Linked DNA regions of Mus musculus: regions 2 and 3 are each linked to region 1. The links are chromatin loops, found by intact Hi-C in ENCODE. Cell type or tissue: heart. All regions are shown on one strand.

Region 1 (8,000 bases):
GGCGAGCTCCGAGTGGCCCGGACCTGGAGCCCACGCCCCAGGCTCCGCCCCACCTGCTCCCACTGCAGAGCCGAAGCCTGCCAGTGCCGCGTAGGCGAAAGCCAGCGCATGGCCCCGCCCCCTCTCCCAGCCAATGCGGGAGAGCGGACCGCCCGCGTTGTCCAGGACAACGGCTTTCAACCCACAGACAACCCCTCCTTCCGCGGGAAACCGAGGACTCCGGTGGGTAGGCAAAGGAGGCCAGAGCCCAAGAGCCCAGGCCAAAGAGTAGGTATTGCAGATGCTTTTGAGTTAAGAGGTTGGTGACTAGCAATCACGGCCGAGCATCAGCCCAAGGATGAAATGAATTTAGCTTCTTAAACTACCCGCTCAGGACGCCTAGTCCTTTTTTCTCAGAACCATACTAGTCCTTCCTCTTCCCTTGGCTCCCTCAGTCATAACAACAGCCATTTTCATCATGCCCCCAGAGACCCACTTCTTGCCTCTCTTACCTGGGGGGCGCTTTTTTGCACACAGTGCCATCTCACCCAGCAAGGTTCCAGCAATCCATGGGAGACCCTGCAAGAAAGTAACAGACACACGCAGAATTCTTCACTGCCCACATCAGATGCCTTCTGAAAACTATCCTAGCTCTGCTCTGCCCTGCCCTCCCCACCTCCTCCAACTCCACTAACGCTCACCTTCCTGCACTGACATGAAAACCTGAGAGAAAAGGGAGGCCTTCCCTCTGTCCTGGAAAACATGAGGGAACTGAGAATTTACAGAAGCCAGAGCCTATAGGGAAAGGGCCTAGAAGAGACCAGATATAACAAGTGAGACGTAGCTCTCAAGGTATCCACCTGAGGAACAATGGCTGTCCCGTGTGCCGTCCTAGTGGCAATGACAGCTGCTGCCGGTACTAGAAAGCAGAATGTGCCCTAGTGGGTTGGGTGGAGAGCTAGGAACCAGGAAACACCTGGCAGAGCATCAGGAAGCAGGGTGGCCATGTTCCACCCTTCTAGAAAGCTCCTAATGTCCCCACCCCTACTTTCATTACTGGGGCTTCCATTATCACCTCCTCCCCAGGAGGGTTCTCATCAGACACATGGCCACCACTTCCTGCAGACAGTCCTCAAACCATTTCCTCTCAATCTTGTCCAGCCACCCTCTGGGGCCATCAGAGAGGTCTTCCCAGTCCTGCTAAGGGGTCACCATTCTCTCTCACCCCGAGTCTACTCCAGTCAGAATGACACTAAGAACAGGCTCAAGAGAGCCTCTGCTTCCTCCCACCCTCTCATGTACTTTCTCCTAAAAAGGTGTAAGTCCAGGCCACAGGAAACTCCTCTTCCTTCAGATGGAAAGCCTTGCCCCTCCTTAGTTCCCTTGCCTCTAGCCTGTCAGTCCCAAGAGATACTAATTGCCTGTCTGCCCAATCTCTGTAATTACTGACTGTGGTCCTAGCCCAGCCATCCTCTCCCGCTCTCCCTTCACTAATGTGCACTCCCTCCTTGACCTCAGAGCAGACAGTCCTGAGGGGCACTAAGTCCTTTTCACTCCTGACTCTCCACAACTGTGGCAAGCAACAGTGGCTGCCCCCTTGGCTCTGGAAGAAAAACCTCATGAACAATTTGGCGATGCCAAACCCTCTTCCAGGGCCCCAGCCAGGGTCTCCACCCAATCTAGAGCATGAGTCACGGGGAGGGTGGAGTGTGGAACCAGACGCTAAAGGAGAGGATGCAGGGTGGGCATTGCTGGCTCCTACCCAGCCCCACTCGAGTGGGAGGCTATCAAGCATCGTTAGCCCTAACATCTGGGTCTTCCTTCTTGGAAAGAGTTAACAGTGGAGCAAGCTGACCATCAAGCGTCAAGTCTGGATACAGATCAGGAAAGTACTTTTACCTCTAGGACCCTGGGGAGACTGAGAACAACTTTGGCCCCAATCCTCGAGAGGGGTGCAGTAACAAGGTCCCCCTCTCAGGATATCCTGGTTTTCTAAACCGACTAGGCCCACCAGCCACGTCGCCTTGCCCCGTCACCCTACCCCAGCCCCCTCTGCAGCCACATCTGGGATAAAAATAGCCAGCCATGGGAAAGAGGCAGCGCTCCACGAAGGAAAAAAGACTCCTCCTCTGGGTCTGGCCTCCGCTCCTTTCCAACCAAGAGCCTTTTCAGGGGAAGCTAGCAGATAGACGAGACAGGAGAAAACAATAATACCGGAGGCCACCTTCCTTCCCTCTCCAAGGACAGTATCCAGGACCCACCACACAGCTCTGAGCTCCCAAAGCTAACATCCCTGGCACCCTTGGTTTTCCTGGGGCACAGAGAGACCTCCACCTTCCCGGGACAAATCCTATCAGCCCCAAACTCCCTCTCTAGGCACCTAAAGGCTGGCACCAGGTTACTCCTCACACCCCAGCTCCGCACGCCCCTTCGGGGCCCCATTTTCCCAGCTTGCGCACAGCTACCGGTTCTCTCCATCCTGGTAGCCCTTCTCTCCAGCCTCCCACAGCCGCTCCCCGTGGCACCGCTGCCCGCGCCTCCCAGAGCCGACCCTCCCGGTCCACACCCCCGGCCCCACGGTGGCAGCGCCTTACCTTAGCGCTCCGCGCGCGGCGCTCGGCCCGGCGGCCCCGTCCGGCCCATGCCGGGGGCTGGGGCGGGGGCGCTCGGCTCCGCTGCCCGCAGGCTCCCGCCCCCCCACAGCAGCCCGGCTCTCCTGACCCCCCCGGGGCCCCGGCCCGCTACTTTGTGTCAGTTTCGGCCGCGGGGCGGAAGTGACGGCTGCGGCCACGGGCGGGGGGCGGGAGGGGCTTTGGGGAGGTGAGGGGCGCGGCGTGCGCCATCTTGGTGCGTAGGGAAGGGGGGGGTCCCAAGCTCCAGCCGGGACACGCACACAATCGGCGAGGCTGGAGGACGCTGGGATGCTGCTGCTTTATTTTGGAAGCCAGAAACCGAGCGAATGCTGCTTTCTCTGCCAGAAACCATCTTCGGGGAGGAGCCTGATGCGGGAGTAGTGATGAAGAAGCCCCGTAGCACACTTCTCTCTAGCCCAAGTCTCTGCTGTGCTTCCCTCCTCGCCCTGGCTCATCTCAAGGCCTTTCACTTCCTGAAAAGGCACAGCTATGCATTGACTGGGAGTTGTGCCTCAGTTTCTCCACTTGGTTCTCCTGACGATAAGTAGTTGACTTTGCCCCTTACCACATTCCCTTGGGTGGTATATTACGCGCGCGGACACACACACCTCGAAGAACTATCTGAGGTCGTTGGCGCTCCTGTCAGGCCAAAGGTAGGAAACGTAGAGATTTCCCGAGCTGGCAGCCAGAAGACAGGAAGATAGCTCCGAGGCAGAGCCCTTGCCTAGGCCCTAAATCAAATCCCTAATGCCACAAAGTACGAGTGGTTTTGTTGTGTTGTTGTTGTTGTTTTGAGTCAGTGGGAGGGGATGTCTCACTATGTAGCTCTGAAAGGCCTGAAATTCTCAGAGACCCTAGGCGTGCTCCATCACTTCCGAGTCAAACTTAAACTGGGTTTTGTTTGTTAAAAAGATTCACTCTTAAACCGGGCGTGGTGGCGCATGCCTTTGGTCCCAGCGTGCGCCTTCGATCCCAGCACTCCGAGGCAGAGGCAGGCGGATTTCTGAATTGGAGGCCAGCCTGGTCTACAAAAAGTTCCAGGACAGCCAGAGCTATACAGAGAAACCCTGTCTCGAAAAACCATTAAAAAAAAAAAAGATTCACTCTTGTTAGGTGTGTTGAGTAACACGCTGAAGTCAAAGCCGTTATGGTCTGCATAGAAGATTTCAGTACTCCATAGGGAGACCTCGTCTTAAGACGAAAAAGTGAAGAAGGGAGAGTAGAGGAAACCAAGCTTCTCTCGAGAAGCTCCCAGGCCCTACCCCTCAAAGGATCCTAGGATCCCTCCACCCACCCGATTCTAGAAACCTTCCCAAAGCCAGCGTGCACACCCTCTGGCGGCTCCTTTAAGGAACTGCGTGCCTGGAAGCTCCCAGGGTAGAAGACCAGTCTGGAGTCCTTCAGGAGTGGTAAACAGAAGTGTCCTAGTCTGGCATAGTAATACAAAGAATATCTGTCTTGCGTGCTGGCCAGCTCATGGTGCTCTTGCAGAGTGGGATAAGATTGGTCCTTGTCACAGCTTACACTCCAGCTGAGCTAGAGTAACCAAGTCTGAAGCCTTGAGTTGAGATGCCATCACCTTTGGAAATGGTTCTAAATCCTCAGGATGGTGCAGAGCCACCAGGAGCTGGTATTCGGCTGTGCCCAGGGTGGCCCCCACCATAGGAGCCACTGGAGGCACCCACCACCAGCCATTACCAGCGCTGTAATGGAAAGACAAAGGGAGGGGTCAGAGGTGGCTCTTAGACACACCTCTTCCCATAAGCCAGGACTAGTAAGGCAGGCCCTCACACTATTCCTGTCATGACATCCAACAGTGAGCATGGGTTCACATTCATGAATGGGAAGCACTTAGGAAGCAACCCCCAGCAGAACTTAGTCCAACCTCTAGTCTTGCAGAATAAACTGAATAGACTTTTTTACGGATGGAGTCACTAAAGCCCAAAGTAGTAGTATGGCATGCCCAAGGACACCTCTGAACCTACTATATGCATGAAAAGGGGGAGGGGGGATGCAGGAGAGCTATGAAGGAAGGGAGAACTTGCCAGCTGAAGAAGGAACACTGTTCTAAGAATACAAGGGCAGTATGTAAGTGGATAGAACTCAGGTTGGACATGGTAGCACATGCCTTCAATCCCAGCACATGGAGGGATCTCTGCCAGCCTGGTACATAGTGAAACCCTGTCTCAAAAAAAAAAGGGGGGGGGAGGAATCTGGAGAACCATGGACAAAGCTATTAATAGGGGTAAATGGAGGACTGTACCAAGGGAAGCTGTCTCCTACCTGAAGACGCCAGGGCCCCAGCCAGCAAAGTAGTGAAGATCCTTGGGCCCAGGTCCCGGGCAGGGTTGAGTGGAAAGCCACAGTTTGCACCCATGGATAGTCCAATGGTGAGGATCAGCAGTCCCACCACCACCGGCTCCAGACCTGCAGGCGCTCCTTTATTCCGTCTGTCTAGGGTCGCTAACAGCCCCACAATCAGCATCCAGGTACCCAGAACCCTGAGGTTGACAGAGGTCGAAGGAAAGCCATCAAGTGACACATAGGTGCTTCATTTGCCTTCTGTCACTCAAACACACTGTGCCACCCCCTCTATGCCATCTGTGCAGCAGAAGCTACGGGACCAAGGTAGAATGAACCCATATTCCACCCAAAATCTGAACAACGAGCTGGGATCCCAACAAACAAGGCAAAGTGCGGGACTTTCCCATATCTTCTGCTCATACTTACCTGATCCAAGAAGCCATTGTTCAGGGACAGATAGGGGGAAGGGTAAGTGGCAAAAATGGAGGCTGCCTCTTTGGGACCGGTCACTGTCAGGTTCCCACCTGTGTAGTTCTGTAGGGCATCCTCAAGAGAGAGGGGCACTCAGAGTTTCCATCTTTGCAAGGCACCTCTGCCCACAACTGTCCCCGATCACATTCTCTTACCATAGTAGAGAATGTAAGTGGCCCCTGAGGCACAGAAAGCAGACAGCAGTTGCACAACGCAGTAAACGGGGAGCTTGGCCCAGGGGAGGCGTCCCACCAGGCACATGGCCAGAGAAAAGGCTGGGTTTAGGTGGGCTCCTTCACAAGATCAAAGGGGAAAGACAGTGTTAGGTACCACTGCCAAACACTGTCACAACACCATGCTTTCTCCTGCAATGCTTATTTCCATTACTTAGTTTAAACAAGGCTCAAAAACTGGAGAGATGGCTCAGCGATCAAGAGCACTGGTTGTTCTTGGAAAGGACCTGGGGTTATCAGCATGGCAGCTCAAAACAATCTGTAACTCCAGTCCAAGGGACCCGTTGCCCTCTTTGGGACACCTCATGTACTTGCACAGACATACATCCAGGCAAAACACCCAAACATATACTTTTTAAAAAGTGATTTGCCAGAGTGGAGAGATGGCTCAGTGATTAAGAGCACTGGCTGTTCTTCCAAAGGTCCTGATTCAAGGACCTTTGCTCTGCCAAAGGTCCTGAGTTCAAATCCCAGCCACCACATGGTGGCTCACAACCATCCGTAACAAGATCTGACGCCCTCTTCTAGAGTGTCTGAGTGTACTTACATATAATAAAATAAATTAAAAAAATAAATCTTAAAAAAAAAAGGTGATTTACCAAGATCACAGGATCATACAGTGAAACCAAAATATGAGCCTGAAGCCCTGAAGCCAGGCGTGGTGGCACACGCCTTTAATCCCAGCACTCGGGAGGCAGAGGCAGGCGGATTTCTGAGTTTGAGGCCAGCCTGGTCTACAAAGTGAGTTCCAGGACAGCCAGGGCTACACAGAGAAACCCTGTCTCGAACCCCACTCCTCCAAAAAAATATGCCTGAAAAGGAGTGCCTCCCCTGCAGCACACTGTCTGGTGGCCCAACCTTAGCACTCTAATACATGTATTAAGAGCAGGCTGGGCTGGAGAGATGGTTTAGCAGTCCTGAGTTCAAAGCATCCAAAATGAGATCTGACGCCCTCTACTGGTGGGACTGAAGACAGCTACAGTGTACTTACATATAATGATAAATAAAAATCTTGGGGCTGGAGCGAGTGGGGCCGGAGTGAGCAGTGGTCCTGAATTCAATTCCCAGCAACCATGTGGTTACATGATGGCTCCCAAACATCTGTACAGTTACAGTGTACTCATATACATAAAATTAATAAATAAATCTTTTAAAAAAGAGAGAGAGAGAGAGAAGCTGATGAAGTCCTGAGCCCATGTGAGGCACAGAAGAATTGTCCCCAACACTCTGCCATAGATCTCTGCCTGAGTGAGTTAAGAGTCGGGTCAAGAACAGGAACAGTGAGTGAGGTAGGTGAAGGAGAGGGACTGGATGAGCCAAAGCCATATCTCAGTCCCGAACACTTGGCCAAGCTCCAGGGGATAAAGCCTACAAAGTCACCAAAAGAACCTGGCTGTTCCCAGTCACTCATTCACATGCACACCACTGAGATCGGAGATCGCTACTGTAACAGCCAGAGAGCTGGCCAGACAGGTGGTAAAAAAAAAAGTTGCCTTTGTTTTCTTCACTAGTGACAGCCTGGGCCACGGACCCCTGAGTGAGGAGCTGGTGGGGAGAGGGAAGGCAAGGGATGGATGGAGAGCCCAGGAGACTAGGGTGCAGAAGACCAACAGGAAAAATAAATAAATTTGAGAAACTAACAAAGAACGGAAACAGAAAAAAGGAAATTGTAGAAGCAGAGGAGGAGAAAGAAGGAAGGCAAGAGACGAGTGAAGGGAAAGGTGGGGGCCGAGGGTCACAGTCCCTGTAATCCCAGAGTCACAGGAGTCTCTGTGAGTTCCAGGCAGTTGTTACTTAGGGGAGAGCACAAACACAGTCCCCCACTACCACAAAGTGTGCAGTCGAGTTTCCCGCATTTGGGGAAATCGCAGGGGTCAGCACACCCCAAGTGCAATGGGTGAGCCTCGCCCTGGGAAAACCACCTTTCTGATCATGGCATTCCCCCCTGCCGGGTAAGTATATAAATAAGAGATGTTTTGGGTTTTTTTTTTTCTTTTTTTTTTGAGACAGAGTTTCTCTGTATAGCCTTGGCTGTCCTGGAACTCACTTTGTAGACCAGGCTGGCCTCGAACTCAGAGATCCACCTGCCTCTGCCTCCCGAGTGCTGGGATTAAAGGCATGCGCCACCACGCCCGGCTGTATAAGAGATGTTTTAAAAAAGAGTAAAACTAGGCTAAACTGGGAGGGTCACTGAAGACTGTGGAGCCCAGCCTAAGATACAAAGCAAGACCTTAAATCACAAGGAATAAAAGAAAGAGAGACTTAGAGAAGAAAAAGAGAAGAAATTAGGTGAAAGGAAGTGGACCAGCGGGGGAATCGACAGTAAGAAGAGCCAGAAACTCTGACCTCCCTTCTCACTTCCCCTCGAGCACCCCACCTA
Region 2 (8,000 bases), 100 kb before region 1:
GTCTGTCTGCTGGTTTTGTTGTGTTGTGGAGCTGGGTTGCATGTGCCAGGGTTTTGCCACTGAGCTGTACCCCGCTCAGTGAATTGGTCCCATTCATCCTGACAATCGCCTCCCTTCATGAAAAGTACTTCCTGTGCAGACACCTACTGGAGTGTTCTGTGAAACTGCTGATGCCAGAGTGTTCCAACGCAACGAACAGCCAGCAGCTGAGCCTCCCCCTCACTTCTCCCTCTACAGCCCTGCCACTCTGTATCCCTGGAGAATACAGAGCAGTGTGGTTCTCCTCTGTGGCTTAGTCTTCCCCAGCATGTCCTTTGTTCTCCTCCTTTGAGCATCACAATTAGATTCATGTGAATGGGTGTGAGAGAGTGTATGTGTGTGTGTGTATGTGTGTATTAGTGTATATGTGTAGGTGTGTGTGTATGTGTATGTGTCTGTATGTGTCTGTGTGTGTGTGTTTGTGAGTATGAGTGTGTGTTTTTGTATGTATGTGTGTATGTGTGTGTGAGTGTCTGTGTGTGTGTATATGTGTGTATGTGTGTCTATGTGTGAGTGTATGTATGTGTATGTATATATGTGAGTTTGTATATATGTGTATTAATGTGTATATATGTGGGTGAGTGTGTGAATATATGTTTATGTGTGTGTGCCTGTGTGTATATGTATGTGTCTGTGAGTATATGTATGTATGATTGTGTATGTATGTTTCTGTGTGTGTGAATGTATGTATGTGTATGAATTTTACTTATATAACTGTTGTCCTGGAACTTGCTTTTAGACCAGGCTGGCCATGAACTCAGAGTTACCCCCGTCTCTGCCTCTCCACAGTTGGGGTTAAAGTGCCTCCAGCACTCCCGGCTTTTTTTCCAATTTTTAGTGATGTGAAGAGGGGTGGTTGGTATGTGCACCTTTCTGCAGAGACCAGAGGCATCCAGTCCCTTGGAGCAAGGGCTACAAGCAGTAGTTAGCACATGGACGTGTATGTGCCCTTAACTGGTGAGCCTCTCTCCAGCCCTGGTTATTTTTATTTGTGTGGATGTGTGCAGTGTCTGCAGATGAAGGAGAGGGTTCTGGATCCCCAGATGTGGTACTGGGAGTGGAGTTGGTCCTCTTCACCACTGAGCCATCTAGCATCTGGTCTTACTGAGCATAGCTACGATTTGCCACCAGGTGCTGTAAGTACCTATCAGTTTTCTGAATTCGTGTGTAAGGAAAGAGGATGTTTACATGCAGCAATGCTCCTTCTGCCCCATCTGGGGAGTCAGAGTAATGCTTTTTTAGAATTCAGACTGAACATATTTGTAAGAGCCCAGGTTCAGGTCCTGAGTGTTGGATTCCTGCACTGTGAAGGGGCGAAGGTGTAAGGAGCCTCCTTTTTCAAATAAGGATCTCAATGCTCAGCTGATCAATGTGTCCTGGGTTAGTCACATGGGAAGCAACGGGCAGACCAGGTCTGCCTCAAATCCAGGTGTTTGCTTGTCAGTGTTGGTGTTGAGACAGGGTGGTGGTGGTGTTTATTTGGTTTTTGTTTTTTAATGTAGTCCAAGCCTCTACAAACTTAAGGTCCCCCTGCCTCTACCATCCTAGTCCTGGGATAGCCAGTGTGTGCCACCATGCCAAGCCACACCTCTACTTTCCCTTCCAGGTCATCTACTCCACCTGCAGAACCCTTCATGTCTGCAGAACAGGGTCAGTAAGGTGAGGTCCAGGGGATGCTCAGGCTTAGAGCACGGCTGCTTGGGCAGACTTCCCTTCCCAGCACGTATGTGGCTCACAGCAGTTCCACAGGAGCCACACCTCTATGGGCTCTGTGGTCATACATTCAAGCAAGCACTCATACACTAAAATCAGAATAAATACTGAGTTTTGAAAACACACCTCTACTCCCTTATATTTTGGTTGTGAGCCTAGCCTTTAGCAGCTGAGCCATCTCTCTAGCCCACACCACTCTACTCTCCAACAATGGAAATATATCAGGCCAACAGGACGTATAGGTTTGCAGTGCTGAGCAGAGTTCTCCCCCAGAGCCCTGGAGGTCTGAGCTCTCCAGGAAACCTGGACCAAAGGCTAGAGAGCATGCCCCTGCGGCAGCCAGATCCAGAGAAAGAATGGCCGGTTTAGAAAGAGAAGAAGCAGCCCCTACTTTTACCCATCAATGTGAAACTAGGCACTGGCCCTCTGTGTTCAGCCACACCTCTGGACTGCATCCCAGTGGACTTGGGGCAAAGGAAACAGACACAGGGAGGACTCTCCCTCCAGGACAAAGCTAGGCTGAGGCTGGCAGGTGGCCTCCTGGCAGCCTTTCCCCTATCCCAGGAGCCCCTCCCCCTTCTACACCCCCTGGGCCCAGATGGTTGTGAAATCCGGCAGACTGCTGAAGCTCTGAGGAGCTCTGCTCTGAGGCTGGAGGGTCAGTTCCAGTTTCTTTCCCCACACTGTGAGTCACAGTGAGCTCACCATTCACTCACAATGCTTCCTCCGTGGCTTTTCAATGACTCACTTTGCCTTCTGATACGTGTGTACAAAGGAATAGGACAACAGATTCGAAATAATTACATTTAAAGCTGCATTACTGCACTTGCAGATTAATCCAGTTGACTTGTCAAAGAGTGAACCGGTGTGGTAGAGGCAAGAAAAGGCATCCACTGAGAGCTAATTAACAGCCTGGTCTACATAACGCATTCCAGGACAGTCTGGGCTACATGATGAAACCCTCTCTCAAAAAAGTAGAAATAAGTTAGACAGAGACAGAGAGTTAACAAAGATGTGCTCATTTTGGATTATTTTAAACTGAGTTTCCACCTAAAACATCGCTTCTACAACCCTTGTCTTTTAAAAACAGAGTATCAAGCTTTAGTAGAGGGTACCGTGAGTCACCTCATACCTACCATCCCCTCCAGGACAAATGTCTTTGGGAGACTTTGACTCTAATCGCTTTGTTCCCTTGCTGGGTTTCTTTGGTTGGTCAGTTTTTTAAAATAAAGATGGGTTTACATTTGCATCCTTGGGCAGGGCCCACACTTGTTTTCTCTGTGCTGTTTCAATTTTAGTGTGTGTGATGCCCAATTGGCTGTTAAAGACTCAGTCCGGCTACGGTGCCCAAATTAGCCTTGAACTCCTGGGCTCAAATAATCTTTTTGCCTTCCAAGGAGCTGGAACCACAGGCCTGTGTTGTGCCTGGCCTTCATAGACAACTGCTCTGAGACAGTTTAACCTACTAAAAACACAGAGGGAGGCAGGGCACAGTGCGCTCACCTCTAATCCCTGCACTTGGGAGGCAGAGGCAAGTGGATCTCTGTGAGTTCAAGGCCAGCCTGGTCTACAGAGCTGGGTCTACATAATAGGAGATCCACCTCAGGAAACCAAAAAATGAAACAAAGACAAAAAGAGAGATGAGATTATAGCTTCTTAATGAAAAGTTTCCTTTCATTATAGAAACAATGCTCACGGAAAATGTTGCTACGTAATACACATAAAGGGAAAGAGAAAGCCCAGGTCCGCTTTGATTTCACAGATGTTGTTCTTAGGCCATTTTGCTGGTTGTAACTCAGGTCCGAGGCAGCTGTCCCCAAGAAGAGCTGCACAGCAGCCACCGGTCCCTGCACTGCTGCCGCAAACAGCCTGGCTGAGATAGTGCCCCACCCAACTCCCAGGACATTATCGTCCTTGGAAGAGAGGAAGAGCAGGAAATCAGGGACTCAAGGTCACTCTCAGCTTCAGAGAAAACTCAACGAGAAGGAGGAGGGGGAGGAAAAGAAAGAAAAGAAAAGAGGAGGAGAGAAAGAAAAGAGAAAGAGAGAGAGGAAGGAAGGAAGGAAGGAAGGAAGGAAGAAAGAAAGAAAGAAAGAAAGAAAGAAAGAAAGAAAGAAAGAAAGAAAGAAAGAAAGAAAGAAAGAAAGAACTTAGTTTAGGGATCTTGCTTTGGTTTTTGTTGTTGTTTTGGAAGCTCCAGAAAACCTCGTATTGTAGTTTGGTTGAGACACAGTAAAGCAGGGACTGGAGAGATGGCTCAGTAGTTAAGAGCACTGGCTGCCCTTCCAGAGGTTCTCCTGAAAGACCCACAACGTGAGGACTCCCCCATGTTCTGACTCAGGAGAGGTGACACCCCAAAATCACCCACAAGAAACGGGTCTTGCTGCAAATTGCAAGAGGATTTTTTATTCAAGAGCGCTCTCGGGCCCATGGTCATACACCACGCAGGGGTAGAGGACCGTGGCGCCCCGAGTAGCTGGGTAAGGGGGTATTTAAAGGAAGAAACCACAACTTAAGGAAGTGGGGAGGGCGTTGATGGAAGATACCAAAGATACCAGTTAAGAGTCACAAGGAAGTGTAAAGTTACAAGAGTCACAAGGAATACCTGGTAATTGTTAACTCTCAAGACAGTTTTTAAGAGCCCCCAACAATAGCACATTTGCATTGCAGGTTCTGGGTGACTTTCTTTGAATGAGCACTCTTTGAACCCAGGAAGCGGGTGGATGGAGGAATGTCGCTATTTCTTTTATGATTACCTTTACAAAGGCCACATTCCCAAGCCTGGGCCTAAAGGCCTAGAATTCTGTTTTTACGATGTTATACTTTCACTACCAGCAGCCTGAGGCAGCTCACAACCATCTTCAATGTGATCTGATGCCCACTTCTGATGTACAGACACATCTGCAGTCAAAGCACCCATATACATAACATACATCAATAGATCTTAAAAAAAAAATGGAAGAAAGAAGGAAAGAGACAGACAGACAGTGGAGCAAGGCTGGCTGTGGTAGCATACACCTTTAATCCAGCAGTTGGGAAGCAGAGACAGGTGGATCTCCCTGAATTCATGAACAGCCGCCTGGTCTACATAGTGAGATCCAGGACAGCCAGGGCTCTGACTCAACAAAAACAAGCAGGAAAGTAGAGATCCCGTCAGCTGCCAGAAGGAGGAAGTCCTGCCCTTTGAGTTTGGCTTGACGGTCAAGAACCAGTAAGAAAACCCAAAGTGTCTCAGAACTATATTTAGGCTTTAACTAGAATCCAAAAAAGAGATGAGAAAATAAAGAACCATGATTAACTTCAGGCTTCAAGTCAGAGTTCAGAGGGCATCTGGGTCCAGGCTGTTGTCCTAGGCCAGAAGATTGCATCAAGGACACTTGGCTAGAAATGGAAATAGTGATCGTTTATTTCAAGGGGAATAGGGGAGTCCTGAGAACACAAGTGGGCTAGAGTTGAGAAGGCCAGCCCATAAAACCAAGAACTTGTTTTTCTTAAAACTGGCTGGGTGTAACTCCCACAAGGGTCAGGCTGAGAGGCAAGAACTGTGAACTGCAGGCCAGCCTGGGCTACATAGCAAGACTCTGTCAAGAAAAAAATAAAACAAAAGTCTCCTAAGGGGCCCTCGGTCTCCTTTCATCTCTGGAGATCTAAAGGAACAAATCCCCCGTGAGACACACCCACAGGAAGCCAGTGGTGGAGACTCTTCCCCTTAAGTAAGACCTTCTCAGTAAGGTACTTTAAGTAACAGAGATATTTCTCAGAAATGGCTGTGATTTTATTCCAAGCGCTCCGCATGAACATTTCCGAGATTTCTGGGTTTTCCATTGACTTTAACCTTCTGTAAGAGCAGCCAGTGCTCTTAACCACTGAGCCATCTTTCCAGTCCAAGATTTTAACACATGTTATTTTATTTATTTTATTTTATTTTATTTTATTTTATTTTATTTTATTTGTCTGTGCCTGTCACATGTGTGCAGGTCCCCCCAAAGAGGCCAGCAGAGCTGGGAATGGAACTTAAGGGAAATAGTTAGAAACTTCCAGAATCAAAACTTTGTCTTCTGCTGCCTCTGTAAGATCCAACTCAGACTCTCAGGTTGGGCTCTTAAGGTTGTTTGCCCTCCTGTACTCCATGTGACAGAGCCCTGCGATCCCGGACAGAATGGGAGGCGTTTTCAAAGGTCCATTAAAGTGTATACAAACTAAGCATCAAAGTCTCACGGCAAGTCCAGAGGTGAAAGGGAAGCCCCTGGTTCAGTTTAAGGATCTAGCCGGAGCTGTGGTGGCGCACACCTTTAGTCCCAGCACTCTGGAGGCAGAGGCAGACAGATCTCTGAGTTCAAGGCCAGCTGTGATCTACAGAGCAGGTTCTAGGATAGCCAGGGCCACACAGAGAAACCGTATCTCAGAAAAACCAAAGGGGAGAAAAATTTAAGGAACCGATTTCTGTCCTTCCTCTCTGTGACCTCCCCTGGTGCTCAGACCTCTTCAAAGTCACCCCTGAAAGTGCTATGCCTTTGCCCGGGGGATCAGACTCCCAGTTGGCCGGCTGCCAGCCTCAGTTTAGCAAACCAAATGAGGACACAGGGATCCTTGCTGGAGAGAGTGGTTCAGGGTTGGAGAGCACACGGCTGCAGAAAGGGGCATCAAGGTCACCAACAGCTATGGGACCAGAGCTCATACTAAGGAAACAGCACCTGCCTTGGGGTGGAGAAGAACAGCTGTGCTTCGGGAACAGGGGTCCAAGTGAAGGGCAGTGGGTGCCACCCAACCCCAGCTTCATCTGAGTTGGGGGCCTTTGCACACTTCTTGCCACCAGCTGTGGCATGGCCTTGATAGAGACAAAACGACATGGTTCCTGCCCCTGGAACAGGGCCAGCAGGCGTGGGCCTCCACGAGAGTTGACGGCTGCTGTGGGAGTAAGGCTTGTTTGTATAATAATGAACATATTTTCATGTTCCTCCAAGGAATGTCCTCCCTGTTAACGTTAATGATTTCATGATAATCAGAGACACCGTGAGTCCAGGATAGGAAGGTGTGACTAATGTCTCAGCAAAATGCTAAACACTGGGATCTTCAGGACAAGAACTCTAAAGACATGTTCAGAAATGTATAATTTCTCAGCTATGCAAAAATATAAAATGCAGTATGAATTGTATAAGGAGCTTCACAGATGTGAAGGAGCAGAGGCGGCTGCACTGTGAGCCGGCTTGCCAGAGAGACGCAAAGACAGGCAGATACAAATGCAGGCAGATTCTTGAGTTCAAGGTCAGCCTGGGTCAGAGCAAATTTAGGTCCAAGAGTGGTGGGAGATGGTACTCTCAGGACAAGGTCCCACCCAGCTATGTTTACAGAGGCAGGCAGATCTCTGAATTCTTCTGCAATGTTAATAAAAGAGGGGGAAAAATGGACTTGCTATCCCTTTCCTGTGAGTCAAGGGGCTAAGGTCCTGGAGTGTGGATTCCCCGGGGTGGTCAAGAGGGAACCTGGAATAAATGACTGAATTGATATGTAAATAAAAAGCTAGGCTTTTGGGCTGCATGAGATGAGCTGGCAAAAAGCAATAATGGTTCTTAGAATTTTTCTCTACCAAGGAGAGCTGAGCTGTCTGAAGATCTCTGGAGAGGGAACATAGCTCTTCTAGGTTTTTTTTTTCTAACAGGATTCCTGATTTTAGTCTGGAAAGTCATGGAGAGCAAACTCAGCTTTTTAGAATTTTTTTCTAATGGGATTTCTGACCACTAAGAGTTACTTAGAGAGCCGACGTCGCTCTTTTACAATGTTTTCCAGAAGCTATTCAGAGAAGGTTGTCTGAAGAGCGCGCACGGCTCTTTGAGATTTTTTTTTTTCTTTCTGATTTTGATTGGAAAATCCAAGAATTAATTTTAGAAATTTTCAAACAGGGTTTCTGATTTGGTTAGAATATCCAAGAGGTTTTTTTTTATATATATATAGCAGCTTTTCTGACTTTGGTCAGAAAACCCACGAGCTATCCAGAGAGCTTGTAGGAAGTATGTTTACTAGCAGAGAGAATGGTCTCTCTCAGCTAGCAGAAAATTAGCTGTCTCAACCACAGAGCCAGCTTGGACCCACGATTAGACTTCAAGTTATTTGTTTGTACTGCTCCCAGACACCCCTTCTCTCAGAACCCAAACCAAGCTGAGGCTGGCCCTCAGCAGCCACCCCTACTCTTACCTGCAAAGCATCCACATGATGGGTTTCCTTCTGTTTGGGACATAGAGAAGGCTGGG
Region 3 (8,000 bases), 180 kb before region 1:
AAACGCTAAGGAAAAACAACAACCCACAACACACACTGAACTGTCTCAAGTACTCAAGACTGACTACAGACCAACCACCTCGCTGGAACCCTTGCTAGCAGGCATTCTTATAAAGAAACTCTCAAGCCTCCTTATATTGCTGGAAACTCAGCTGTGCTCCAGACTAGAGCCTCCTTACCTATGCTATGGGTTTTTAATTTATTTTCTCTTATTTCATGTACACTGCTTTTTTTGGTTACAGTGTATGATGGATGTGTATGAAAAAATGTATCTTTGGGAAAACAATTACAGTTTGTTAATTTGAAGATGCTGGTCTTGACTCATCTTTATTTTTATTCCCACATCCCCTGACTGCTGGGTGGGGGGAGGGGTGCCAGGCCCACCATGCTTTGGTAGCAAGGAGAAGCTGCAGAGAGGCTGCAATTCGATGCTAGCACAAGAGAAAGGCCAAGCGGAAGCACTCGCCTGATCTGACCCTAGATTTCTCCCGAAGGCCTCTGGAGCAACCAGTACCTAAACTCTTTGGAACAGTCTGGCTTGCTGAACTACAGTGCAGAGGCCCAGAAACATCCTGATTATTAGTACCTCTTTGTACTAATCTCCATTTTTGAAATTTCCAAGAAAAAGATGAGACTTGAGTAGCTGCTTCATGAACTCCTTTTAAGTTGAGTGGGGTGGTGCCCTGGCTCCTGGATGCATGAGGTTTCCTCTAATCCCAAGCAACCTGCTGAGCGGCTGTAACTCACTGGTTCCCTGCCTTCCTGTCCTCTCTTCTCACCTCTCATCTGCTTTATTAGATTATCTAAGAAAAGACTTGAACTTTGGATTCTTTCTAGCCATTCCCAAGTTGTGGGTCTACTGGAAACAGTAGCTCAATGTGGTTGCATTGTGTAGTGGGACCTCGGCTCAGCTCCAGGAACTGCACAGCCGGGGAGAAGTCTGCAGAGCCACAGCTACCAGTGTTGGACCTGCTGTTGTGAGACTGCACGCAGTACATGGAGCCTGCATCTCCCTCTTTGAGCTTGCTGTGGGACCACCTGCCTGCAGACTGGAGGAAGACTGAAGTGACAGAGGCAAGGGACAGCCAAGCCAAGTCCTGGAGCTTAGGAAACCCAGCCCTGGAACAGTTGCCTGGATGTTTGCTAATGCTTCTGAGATGGGCATTCGAGTTTGGCCATCTTCCCCCACTCCCCATCTCTTCTAGGGATTTGAATGTCTTGCTGCTTTAGGGGGATGGAGAGTTCACCAGTCCTACTTGATGCTGCTCTAATTCTGCCTACACCCACCAGGTTAGGGGTGCTAATACATGGTGAGGTTGAGACACAGAGGATACAAGGGGAATAAGTCATTCCATAGAACTGAAATCTATCTCATAGCCTGTAAGGCTTCCTTCTGAACTTAACACCAGCCAGGGCTGGCATGTAGATTGTGTTTTTAGTAACGTGTACTGTGAGCTGTCCTCTGTATAATGTATTTTGTAATGTATTTTTCTCATCTACCAAAGGATGAATCAAATAAAGTTATTTAAATAGTTTGGCTCTAATAAACTTATTTAAAGAAACCATGGGTTCATGTCCACTTGCTATGATGGAAAATGCCAGGTTCTGGGAACTGTGACACCAGCTCTTGACAATCCTCCATTTTCCTTACCAACCCTTTTCTAACAAAATTTTAAGTTTAGGCTTCTTATAAAGTTACATGCATTTAAAGGGGCAGATTTCTTCTCTGCAGTCGGAAAAGCAAGGAATTTGTATCTCTGACCCAGGTAACTTTGCCTGGGTTGTAGCCCACAGCCTAGGGGCTGCTTTTCGGTTTCCATGCCACAGTTTAGAGGGCAGGACAGGGCAGCAAGCAGTAGCCAGGAGAAGGTATCCGTCACCCCAAGCTTGAGCCATGACAACCTTTATTTGCTGGAGTGATGGCTCACTGACTCTACATGCAATACCAAAAAACCTAGGCAAGGGCCCTTCCAGCCTCCCCAAGTCTGCCCCGGCATCCAAAGATGAGGAAAATTTGCTCAGCTGCCTCAGGCTTCTAACTTAATGGAAGCTTACTATTTTTGACTCAAATGTTTATGCCAGTTTAGGAGACTAAAGAAAGACACCTGACAAACAAGATTTTACCCTTAGCAAAGATGAGTAAAGGCAAGACAGAAAGCAACTCCATGCTGGAGCTTCAAGAATGAATGGCTCTTGGGGTAGCACAGGCAGACGGAATGAGCTGGGACACCTCATCAAGGTCTTCACACTTCAGGGCATATGGCTAGATGAGAAGGGAAGTCAGATGGCGGGTGCACACACACACACATACACACCAGTCCCCGATTCCAGGGAGACCCACAGAATCCTGGCAGAGGCTGGGTAGACTCAGGACAGTCAGCTCTCAGAAGCACCAATGATTTCCCCCAGGGATTTAATGGACACCTGGTGTGAATTCAAAATGTCTGCAAAACAAAACACAAACCTTGGGGCAGGTGGTGGCAGAGGAGGGAAGCAGAGGGAGCAGGCTCTGGCGGCAGACCAGCTCCCCAACAAGTCTCTGCTAGCTCCTGGTAACTTCCAGCTCAGGGATGTGGAGGGTGAAGGCTGCAGCAGTGGGAAGCAGGGCTGGGGGCAAGGCAGGAGCAGGCACGAAAAGAGGCAGCCCTGGTCCTGCTGTTCAGACAGTTACAGCTCTCTAAGGAGAACATCTGCTGGGGCTAAAATGTTGTTGCCATGGAAAGAGAGCGCTTAGGTGCTGGAAGACAATGGGGAACCAGACAAAAAGTCACCTTTCTCCAGACCTTGGCTCTGCCCTCCCACCTCCAAACCCTGGGCTATTAGTTAAGAGTGAGACGGGTTCTGATTAGGGCCTGAGGAAGTCCCTCCCTAGGATGCCATTTCTAAGCTATGAAATACCAGGAAGGCCCTTTCACTTTCACCCACTTGACAGGAGGAAGGTGATCCCGTGGGGTGGCTTTCTCAGCGGCTACTGAAGACACAACTGGGCTGGGCACTCGGGCTCTCCTGGCAGCTGTTCTTTGGATCAGGAGGCTCCCTTCTGGGCCACCTTCCAAAATCCAGATCCAGAAGGTCAAGAGACCTTGCTGTCCCTCCCTAAGCGTGGCAGTAGGCTCTTTCCATGCAATGTCCCACGATGCCCTCTGGGTGGAGCTCCCTGACCACTGGGCACGAGGCCACCAGCCTCCCAGGGTAGCCTGAGCCCAGAGCTTCGCTTTCTCCAGCTGGGGAGTGGACCATGTCTTTTCTCACTTCTCCAAAGCAATGTTTTACCCTCTGCCTCGACAGAGGGGAGGGGGGCCTCTGTGTTTCTGGAGTGTGGAAACTGATGTCTTACCATGGGGATCTAAAGAAACAGTGTGACAGATGCCCCCCCCCCCCCAATCCAGTGTTCCACCCTCTATTCACTTTCATCTAGAGCAAAATCTGCTCCCAGAGAAATTGTAAACAGAGCTGGAAGCCTGGAATTGTTGTTCTCTTAGGGGCTCTAGTGGAAGCAGAGATGGGAAGTCTCCCTTACCCTACTAAGAACTAAGCAGCAGTGACATTCCTTAGGGACACTGAGGCTCCAGGCTCCGGGACAGGTGTGAAAAGCCATTACTCAAGCAAGCACTCTACTGGCATGGCTGCTGCTAAGGTGAGGAAAGGTCAGAGCCAGAGGCTGACGGGAGCAAGCTAGGCCAGGTCTTGAAATGTTGTCACCTCCCGTCCTCTACACAGAAGATGGAAGACAAATGACCTTCCTCCAACATGAATGGCGAGGTGGGATGGTCCAGAGGTCAGTCATCATTGTCCACACTGCATGGGATCTGCACAGGGATGGTGGTCAATCGCCCAGTGAAGATGACCACAACCCAGCAATCTGCTTTCTCTAGCAACAGGAAGGAAGAAGAGAGACGGGCTATGACACTTGGTCCTAGGCACAGCAGCCCCTCAGTAAAGGGATGGGAATCTTAGGAACATGACACTGTTGTTCCCAATACCACCCCTCAGCCATGCGCATCACTGAGGCACAAATGGGTTGGTGGCCCTCCTGGGCTCTCCAGGGGAGCTTTGGCTACTCTTGGGGAGATTAGTAGGGCTCCTGTCGCAGGGCACCTGCAGAGATAGAGGTGTCATGCAGATCTGGCTCACTGCATTCACCCTTCCTGCAATGACCTGCTGTTGCGGAGTGTTTAGCTAACCACTTTGTGCTCCCGACTGGTTGCGCATGGGCACTGCCCAAGAGCTATCTGGATTCACATATGAAACACACACACACACACACACACACACACACACACACACACACACACACACACACACATTAATATGCCTTGACTAGCTTAATGGCTGGGCTTTTCTTTTTGTTTTTTGTTTTGGTTTGGTTTGGTTTTTTGTTTTTGCAAAGCAGGGTTTCTCTGTGTAGCCCTGGCTGTCCTGGAACTCACTTTGTAGACCAGGCTGGCCTCGAACTCAGAGATCCGCCTGCCTCTGCCTCCCAAGTGCTGGGATTAAAGGCGCGTGCCACCACCGCCCGGCTGGCTGGGCATTTTTAATCCTTTCTGGTGCTAGCAAACACTCCCCTCTGGTACTCCTGAGTTAACATCTTTTAAAATCTATATTTCATCTTTGCTACCCGCAAACACAACTGGGGAAGTGGCCTTGTGTGGCCACTTTCCCTGATTCTCACATGTCGGCACCTTTCAGACTGGTCTTTATTCTTCCCAGTCCTGGTGATCTCTGCTTCCTCTCACCCATTTCCTAACCTGCGCCAATCTCAAAGTCCTGCCTCAGTCCACCTGCCCAGCCACTGGCTGTTGGCTCTTTATTGATTGATCAGACACCAATTGAAGACAAGGACCTTCAGGGTTTGGACACGCAGATTCCTGACTTGGGGGGCCCGGTGAATTCAAAGCATTAGAACCAACCTCCAACAGTCTGCCAGAACACGCCAGTTCCATTCAGCACCCTGACAGAGGCTGAGGATCGGTAACCGTTTCTGGGGAGCCCAGCCCTACAGCTTGGGGCTTCTGCCTGACAGAGCCCTACCTGGGGAACTACATGTGTGCCCCAAAACATGAGGGCAGTGTGGGTGTGGGGGACGCTGGTGAGAGGGCCATCCCCTTCCCTCCACAGAGACCCCAGGAGCTGGCCAGCTAGTTCAGGTCCTTTAGAAGCAGCCTCAAGAAGGAGCCAGGAGCCAGGGGAGTTCAGGGGGTGAATTATGGGGCAAAGGAGACAGGCAACTGGGGTCAGGCAATGGGGTTGTGCCAACCTCTCCACGGTTTGGGCCAAGACAAAACCCCAAGAAACACAATGCATGGCAGAAGAAAGGAGGGCCAGGGCCAGGGAGAAACCCTGAAGGGGAAGAACTCAGCAAGCAGGTACATTGTGCCTCCTTAAGGAAGAAGTCCTCCCCAGGTGAATTTTGAGCCTGCTACAATGGCTGAGCTTTTCGGAAAGACTCAGTTGTGAGTTGTGGGCAGCACAGGATGTTTATACTTAAGGTCCCACAACTCCTCCCTCAACTCCTGGCTCCTGCGTTCTCCAGCCTTCTGATAGTCAGGTTCCCAAGGCCTGCCCAGATCACAGGCAGCTAGCAAGGCAAATCTGCTTCTTCGAAGACAAAACCAAACCACTGGTCCCAAGATGTCTGCCATACACTATTCTGGCTTCCCTGAGGTGAAAAATGGTGTCAATGATTAAAAAAAAAAAAAAAAAAGATGTACCGGGCATGGTGATCTGGAATCCAGAAAAGGGGCTGTGACGGGTTCTCACAGTACACAGATGAGAAATACGCAGTACACAGGTCAGCTGCAGACGTTCCTAAGAACTTCATCCTACCCAACACCATCCCTGCCCCACCCTCCGGGTCCGAAGCTTCTCGGCACCATTTGACTTGGCAACCCTTTTACCTGTGCGCTCATTCCACCGGAACTTCAAAGGCTGCTCACTTTCCTTATCTGAGGGGGACAGGGGCACGGAACTCCTTAGAAGTGATCTTTGTGCTTTCTAGAAAGAGATCGGAACTGTGCTATAGGGATGCACCCTCCCGAAGAGGCCTTGTCCTTCCACTTCCTGCACCCCCAACTCTGCGAACTCATGCGGACTAGGAAAGTGTCCCAACAGCAGGAAAAGGAGAAAGGGCCTTTCTATATTCTTAATGGGAGACAAAGCTAAAAAGGAGATTGCCCAGGAGGCCGTGGCCCAAGTGGGCTGAGAGAAGTAGGGGATCTATGTGGGCATGCTCAGGAGCTCGCTAGTGGTCTGGGTAATCTACAAGCCTTGCGGGGAGAGAAGAGGCAACATCTAGGTGCAGTGATATCTATGCTGCTGGTTCATCCCGAGAGGTTTAGAGGCAGCAGGATCCTCTTCTTCCTCTCAGAATCTGGGAGGAGCTCAAAGTGGGGGGAGGGGGGAGGGGCTGCTGCAAGTGTAAGTCCTCAGGAGCCCTCCACAGACAAAGCAGAACTGTCTGACCTGGTGGAGGCTCCTTGCCAGCCACCAGCGCCGCTTAGAGAAAGATGAGAGCAGGGATATAGGGTGCTAGCCACCGCCAGCAGCCCTGAACACTCACACCAGTTTAGGCTGATTGCCCCCACCTCACTGCTCTCACCAAGGAAACCGCAGGGCCAGTTAAACCCAAAGATCTGCACACTTGACACATGTGTGAGCGCGCACACACACACACAATGCATGCACGCACGCACGCACATATTCATGCACATTCACAGTGGCCCCACATCTCCAGATGGCGCTGTGCCTGGGCGTCAATGTGATCAGTGCTCCTGAAGTAACTCGTTACTAGCTATGCATGGTAGCACATTCCTGTGATCCCACTGTGGGAGGCTGAGGCGGGAAAATCACAGTCAATTCAAAGCCAGCCCGTGCTACAGAGCTCAAGGCCACTTCACCTCACCCTTCAGGCTGCCCTCATGGATCCTCACAACTGTCTCTCGTGTGGGAACCTTTCTCACCAGGAAACAAACATAGCTTGGCTGCTATCTGTGTCTGGAAAGACCTGCTTTGGCCCCAGTCGGCTTTTGTTACAAGCCCTTCTGTGCTCCAGAGTAAAGCGTTCTCACATCCCCTCCATGCAATCCTGCAGCCAAGTCTCTAATCTGAATTTATAACCTAGTTCTCACCCACCAGCTTTTCTGATTTTTATTTTATTTTTGAGACAAAGTTTTTCTATATAGCTCTGACTGGCCCTGAACTCACTTCATAGACCAGGCTAGCCTCAAACCTCAAACTCATAGAAACTCACCTACTTCTATCTCCTGAGGGGTGGGACCGCAGGTGTGCCCATCACACCTACTCCACTCTTCTCTTCAGACACAGTCCCATCACATCCCCTTGCCACCTGCTTTCCAAAATTGTTTTGGGGATCAACAGTGCCTCCCAAAGGTTAGTAGGAATCCACCTAGACTCCCAAAGCTGGACTAGTCACTCTAGAACAGGAGTTCTCAGTGTGTGGCTGCAACCCCTTTGGGGTCACATATCAGATGTCCTGCCTATCAGATGTTTACATTACGGTTCCTAACAGAAGCAAAATTACAGTTATGAAGTAACAACAGAATACTTTTTATAGTTGGGGGTCGCCATTGAAAGGAAATAAAACTTGAGACCTGTGATTCATGTAATGTATGTCAAATAGTCCAAAGAGTTGTTTGTGAGCTTTGAAACCTGGGGCTGAGAACATAGCAGAACAGGCCAGGACATGCCCGGGCAGGCCCATCGCCTCCCTATCTCCCACCCCTCTGACCTAAGTTAAATGTTACAGGCTGCTGATGTTTAAATGGACCAATCATGTGAAACCGCGCCAATTCCTCCCCCAGCCCCACTCCTTTTCTATAAAAACCCCTAGCTTCCAAGCCTCGTGGTCGAATCCACTGTCTCCTGTGTGAGATACGTTTCGACCCAGAGCTCCGCCATTAAAATACCTCGAGTTGTTACATCAAGGTGTTGTGTTCTATTCATGATTCTTGGGTGCACACCGAATCGGGAGCTGAGTGGGGG

Evidence for each region. Peaks named below come from ENCODE experiments on the same cell type or tissue, not always from the same donor. Only the 100,000 strongest peaks of a DNase experiment are listed, where the experiment ranks them.
Region 2: it touches region 1 in a loop (2.5-fold over the local background); 7 of 42 quality-filtered maps call a loop at or near these places.
Region 3: a loop joins it to region 1, with 2.4 times the contacts of the local background. A loop is called at or near these places in 8 of 42 quality-filtered maps.

What each region holds. Positions count from the first base shown.
Region 1 is chr3:89,960,584-89,968,583 of GRCm38, forward strand. It overlaps Atp8b2 (ATPase, class I, type 8B, member 2), which reads right to left and starts at 2,755. Exons shown (of 28, transcript NM_001081182.3): 1 at 2,574-2,755; 2 at 492-558. The coding sequence starts at 522. It overlaps LOC115489840 (a small nuclear RNA gene), which reads right to left and starts at 7,580; the gene lies at 7,416-7,580. It also overlaps the pseudogene Aqp10-ps. In heart, CTCF peaks have their summits at 3,959 and 6,571 (motif pointing left); DNase peaks (open chromatin) are centred at 108, 1,998, 2,778, 3,958 and 2 weaker places; H3K4me3 peaks cover 4,538 bases; H3K27ac peaks cover 3,657 bases.
Region 2 is chr3:89,858,919-89,866,918 of GRCm38, forward strand. No RefSeq gene overlaps it. Among named protein-coding and RNA genes, the nearest start is that of Gm46811, 9.2 kb to the right of the region's middle. In heart, a CTCF peak has its summit at 4,912 (motif pointing right); DNase peaks (open chromatin) are centred at 1,583, 2,273 and 4,913.
Region 3 is chr3:89,782,440-89,790,439 of GRCm38, forward strand. Ube2q1 (ubiquitin-conjugating enzyme E2Q family member 1) reads left to right here. Exons shown (of 13, transcript NM_027315.4): 13 at 1-1,558. Among named protein-coding and RNA genes, the nearest start is that of Ube2q1, 13 kb to the left of the region's middle. In heart, a CTCF peak has its summit at 3,134; a DNase peak (open chromatin) is centred at 3,102; H3K4me3 peaks cover 220 bases.